2 separate regions of the Homo sapiens genome follow, and region 2 is linked to region 1. The links are chromatin loops, found by intact Hi-C in ENCODE. Cell type or tissue: K562. All regions are shown on one strand. Links, peaks and the distances in the headings refer to the core of each region. The heading gives the core; the rest is flanking DNA.

Region 1 (2,913 bases), core at 25-2,524:
CAGCAGAGGGACACCTTTACATACAATGCATCCTTTTAACCTCCCGACCTGTCTGGTATCTCAAATCCTACTGACCCCTTCACTCGAGAGGCAAAGACACTGGATGGAGTTGGGGCACACTCCACCTGGACTCTCCTGGTGCCTAGCAGAGCTTCTTTTTACCACAGCACGGGCTTTTCAAAAAATCATACCCTGAATCCTTAAACACCACCACTCCAGAGTGTGGACGGCAGCCTGCATGTAGCAAGAACACACGGAGGGTGCACATGGCGGTGCTGGGGACAGGCGAGGGGAGCGCCTGGTGCCAGGGAGGGCACAGAGGGTGCACACGGCGGTGCTGGGGACGGGCGAGGGGAGCGCCTGGTGCCAGGGAGGGCATGGTGGGTGCACACGGCGGTGCTGGGGACGGGCGAGGGGAGCACCTGGTGCCAGGGAGGGCATGGAGGGTGCACACGGCGGTGCTGGGGACGGGCGAGGGGAGCGCCTGGTGCCAGGGAGGGCTCCTGGTGTACACTGGGGGAGAGGGGGACCCCCCTGGCGTGTTGTAATACCATGGATTTAGAACCAGGTGGCTGGGCCGGAAACCTGTTTCTGCCACAGACTTTGTGTTTTTGGGCAAACGACCTCATTTTTCTGTACTTGTTTCCTCCTTCATAGAAATGGGCTCATAAGAGTGTTGCTCTGGGACTAACTCCGTGAATCTGCGTAAGTTCTTCTTGCTCTATTTTTAACGTGCATGTAACTGGCCTTGCAGGGCAGCCAATCATGAGCAGTAAGCGCAGTTAGTGATGGAGGGGAGGGCAGGAGTGCAGGGCCGCGGTGAGAGCTGGGGTTGGTGGGGACACGGCCAGATCCCAAAGCTCACAAGCCTCACCCTGCATTCGCCTTCCAGAGTTGGGGGAGCCCTGCAGGAGTCACGGGGCCTGATGTGCGTGTTAAAGCAAGACATGGAAATGCCTGCAATGAGCTCATGAAACGGTGCTAACCGTGTTCAGTCAGGGAAGGTGTCAAAATAAAAAACACTACTTTCCCATTAGAGGTAAAAGTGCAACAGTTTTAGCTGGTGATGGGTGAAGAAACAGGCTCTCTGGGACAAGGCTGAGGGGTGGTGCAGGAGCAAACCTGTGTGGAGGTAACACTCTCAAAGTTAAACTGCTCATACCAGTGACACACATCCCAGTCCTGGAAGTTCAAACTGCACTTACAAAAGTAGACCCTGATGTCCACACGAGGTTGACGCTGCCATATTGCTTACATGAACGAGGGTCAGGTTTTAAAAGGCTTGAACGAGCCTGCTCATAGTTAATAGCTACATCCTGCATTTCCACATAGCCAGCGGAGAGAATCTGGCAGAGCGGCAGAAGCCACTTCTGGAACTCTGCGCTTTCTGTGCCATTTCCTTGTGTGCAAAGTGAAAACAGTTCCTCCCTCACGTGGTTGTGGTGACGTGAAGGACACCCAGAGGGACAGGCCTCATGCGGCCACAGGAACAGACGCGTGAGGGCACGTGTTCCTGCAAGGCAGGTGAAGAAACAAACCCACCCCGCTCTCCTACCCGGAACAAGGCAGTGTGGGCGACTGGGCAGATGTGGGAGGGAGGGCACCGGTGGGTCTCCTACCTGGAACAAGGCGGTGTGGGCGACTGGGCAGATGTGGGAGGGAGGGCACCGGTGGGTCTCCTATCCGGCACAAGGGGGGGGTGGGCGTCTGGGCAGATGTGGGAGGGAGGGCGCCGGTGGGTCTCCTGGGGGCCAGGCGTGTGTAGGACTTAGCTGTGAGCACACACGGTCCTGCCCAAGGGGCCAACGTCTGGGGGATGCAGACAAGAGGCAGGGGTGGAGGGTGCTGGGCTCCCGGACAGCCCCAGGGGGTGTCGGGGCTGTCAGGAGACAACCCCACCCCCCTCTGCTGTGTGGACCAGGACGGGGCTCAGGACAGCCGGGCTCTCTTCCAGGGATACAGAGAGGCCCTACAATTGATTACTAAGTGCTGGGTGAGGTGTGCCTAAGCTTTAAAGCTGTGGTGTGTTCTATAAAAAGTACATTAAAAAAACCAAAGTAATGAACACTAAGCTGTATAACTATCAATTTTTGAATCTAGCAGTTTCTAACTTTTTTTTTTCTTTTTGAGACAGAGTCTTGCTCTGTCACCCAGGCTGGAGTGCAGTGGCACGATCTCGGCTCACTGCAAGCTCTGCCTCCCGGGTTCATGCCATTCTCCTGCCTCAGCCTCCCCAGCAGCTAGGACTACAGGCGCCTGCCACCACCCTGTCTATTTTTTTTGTATTTTTAGTAGAGACGGGGTTTCACCATGTTGGCCAGGATGGTCTTGCTCTCCTGACCTCATCATCTGCCCACCTCAGCCTCTCAAAGTGCTGGGATTACAGGCGTGAGCCACCGCGCCCAGCCTAGCAGTTTCAACTTATTAGGGCTAACATACTTTAAGATGCTTTAACAGTGACCCTCCCTGTAGAGAGGGCTTCTCTGTGCTCTGGAAGGTCCCGAAAGATTCGCTGCTTAAGACTCTCCATCCAGATGTTGTTGACTCCCTCTCAAATTTCAAATTTGAGCAACTCTTTCAAATTTTAACCATGTTTACAAAGCTCCTGTCTCTGACACTGGGGTTGACAATACAGAGAAATCAGTGGTAATCACATCTTCCTGAAGCCCCAGGAACTTTCTGTAGCTCAGGTGGACACTCCCAACTTAGCTACGGCCGCAATGAGCCCGCAGAGGTGGTGCAGCTGCTAACCTGCCCTGCCACCATGACACACGGCGAGAGGAGAGGTCTTTTAGAGGCTATTTTGGTAACCTCCAAGACCTGCCCTGCCACCATGACACACAGTGAGGGGAGAGGTCTTTTAGAGGCTATTTTGGTAACCTCCAAGGAGAATAAAGCTCTACGTTACAGCTA
Region 2 (2,913 bases), core at 172-2,671, 76 kb after region 1:
GTCCACACTATCAGAAAACAGACTCCAACACAGATCCTTCTTGGATAACCCATCTCTACTCCTGGTTTCTGCAGAGTTGCTGAGTAGATCCTTTAGTCAGCCCCTGAAATGGTCTGGCTCTGTGTCCCCACCCGAATCTCATCTCGAATTGTACTCCCCGTGTGTAGAGGGAGATGGGTGACTGGATCATGGGGGCGGTTTCCTCCATGCTGTTCTCGTGATAATGAGTGAGTTCTCATGCGTTCTGATGGTTTGATGAGTGTGGGATGGTTCCTCCTTCACATGCTCACACTTTCTCCTGCTGCCTTGTGAAGGTGACTTGTGAAGGTGACTACTTCCCCTTCCGCCATGATTGCAAGTTTCCTGGGGCCTCCTTAGCCATGCAGAACTGTGAGTCAATTCAACCTCCTTTGTTCATCAATTACCCAGTCTAGTATAGTATCTTCACAGCAGGGTGAGAACGGACTAACACCTGCCCCTAATCTATCTCTTCAAAGAGCAAAACGCCACCTGGACACACCCTTGGTGAATGCTTTCCAAACAGTGAATCTCCCAATATTAGCATTTTATGTGATCTGGATAGGCTCCAAATTTTCCAAATCATCAATACCTGAATATCAAATCTAGGTCTAAAGAAGTTGAAAACACTCTTTTCACCAAGCATTCTACCTGGAAAATGAGGTCTTACTAAAGATGTTTGGTAAATTAGCAAAAACCTGTAAAATGTCACAGAAAGGGTACCTAACCGAAAAGTAACCTGATAAAGCTCTTAAAAGTTTTCCTTCAGAAAAGTTCTCTCCTAAATCCAGGAGCAATGACTGCTGTGCCTGTGCTGCCTGACACTTTTGGTCTTCCATCTGGGGGTGTGCTGACTGCACAGAGCACTTGGGGTCCCTGGTCCGTCTGCTCTGGAAGCGCACAGGCAAGCATCCCCACGCTCACTGGGTTGGAGGCTAGACCCTTGGTAAATGAGAGGAAACCCTGTCCCTAAGCCACACAAACACCCTTCACCTTCAGTGCTTTCAACAAAGCCACTGTATTTACAAGAGGTTCTTCAGTGTTCTCAGAAGGAACACCTTTATCACTTTGTCAAACAACATTCTGCCTCTAGCACCCACATATGCCTCATGTGGGAGTAAAAACACTCTGACCCAGCACTGATAAGACAGTTTTTGCATTATCAACTACAATGGTATATAGCATTTCAAAGCATACGGACGAAAGAGTTAATAAAGAGGGAAGTAACTGCAAGTCCCTGACCTCAGAGAACTTTAAATGAATACAGAATTCTGATCATCAGTTTTCCTTTTCTTATGAGAGATGCACAGGATTTAGGGAACATATATGAATTTTAGAATTACAAAAGTCAACGTTAAATACTATAATATTTTCCTCTGAAATTTACAAGGTAAATTGTATCAAGTAGCTCAAAATATTTTACTTCATACAGAGGAATTTTTATAAAACAGCTTAACTTTCTTAAATTTGAAAAGCCTTTTAAGAGTGTTAGGACAACAGATTTGTATACTGTGCAAAACCAAAACATATTTTAGAAGTCTTACCCTTTATTCAATCCAAAAGCATATTTAGCAAATACTAGAATGTATCATTATTCATATTTTACGGAAAATTTGCAAAAGGAAAACAAACTTGGCTTTAATAAAATGTGAACTTTAATTTCCCAAATCAGTGTCCTGTGCTTTTGACATCAACGGTTCTCATCCCTGCGTGCACCCTGTGTAACTGCATCCTGAGTGAGAGAAACATGGTAGAGCCTTGTGTTGAAGTGGGTGTGAGATGTTCTGGAGCTAAACAGAGGGGAACTGACAGTTCTGCTTCGTAAGTCTCTCCAAGCATGACTGAACATGCTAAACATAAAACAGCTGACTGAAAAACTAGAGCAAGAGAGACCCGCAGAAAGCCGGCTATCATCCTCATTTTCTAAGCAGACACTAGAAAAGGATACACAGACTTCACCTGGGGTGTGGGTGTTGTATGTAGATATAAATATGCATAGTCATATTTGTAAGTCTGTATAAACACATTGGAAAGGTTTGACAGAATTTAAGTGGAGACAGCAGGATTACAGATAATACTTATCTTCTTCTCTTATTATTATTATTTTTTCTTTCGAGAGAGGCTCTTGCTCTGCTGCTCAGGCTGGAGTGCAGTGGTGTGATCTTGGCTCACTGCAGCCTCAACCTCCTGGGCTAAAGCAATCCTCCCGCCTCAGCCTCCCAACTAGCTAGGACTACAGGCGCATGCCACCATGCTTGGTTAATTTTTGTTTTTGTTTTTTGGAGAGACCAGGTTTCACCATGTTGCCCATGCTGGTCTCTAACTCCTGGACTCAAGCTATCAGCCTGCCCTATTTTCTATTTTGTTTTACTATAAATACATATAATTACTGAGGTATGAAAACAAAAATTAGTTTTAGTTAAAAAATGCTTATTGCGTAAACTAATTTTCATAACTATAATTAATTTTTCTTGGCAACTGGATAAAGGTAAAAGGTCAAATCTTTCTATGTTATTTTACTAAAGAAAGAAGTGGTTGGAGATAGTCCATATAAATAAAATATTTCACTAAAATGTAATAAAAGTCTCAATACTCTTCAATGCTGTCAGTTAAAGACAGAGGTGCCCTAGATACAAAAGGAAGCAAAGCTCTCATTAGGCCTTTTACGTGGTGAAAGAGAAGCAGTCTTGAAAGGAACATCATGTGACATTCTAGAACTGAAAGAAATCAACTGACATTAAGAAAAATCAAATTAATGAAAGCAAAGAAGAAAAAGGAATTCCTAGAAAAAGATGTGTTTGCTGGACAGAGATGGGAGCAGGCGCCCTGTGCTGGAGGCTGGGGAGGCTGAGCTGGAGTGCACTTGTGCCAGCCACAGGCCGTCTCTGCTGTGCT

The links. A loop is a pair of places that touch in the nucleus more often than their neighbours do. Peaks named below come from ENCODE experiments on the same cell type or tissue, not always from the same donor. Only the 100,000 strongest peaks of a DNase experiment are listed, where the experiment ranks them.
Region 2: a loop joins it to region 1, with 10 times the contacts of the local background. A loop is called at or near these places in 1 of 110 quality-filtered maps.

Annotation. Positions count from the first base shown.
Region 1 is chr18:79,333,571-79,336,483 of GRCh38, reverse strand. The region is part of intron 17 of ATP9B (ATPase phospholipid transporting 9B (putative)); the gene reads right to left. Among named protein-coding and RNA genes, the nearest start is that of NFATC1, 61 kb to the left of the region's middle. RefSeq lists a silencer at 484-684. In K562, for the core only: no CTCF peak of the experiment used is centred there; no DNase peak of the experiment used is centred there.
Region 2 is chr18:79,257,649-79,260,561 of GRCh38, reverse strand. The region is part of intron 12 of ATP9B (ATPase phospholipid transporting 9B (putative)); the gene reads right to left. Among named protein-coding and RNA genes, the nearest start is that of NFATC1, 140 kb to the left of the region's middle. In K562, for the core only: no CTCF peak of the experiment used is centred there; DNase peaks (open chromatin) are centred at 1,141 and 1,951.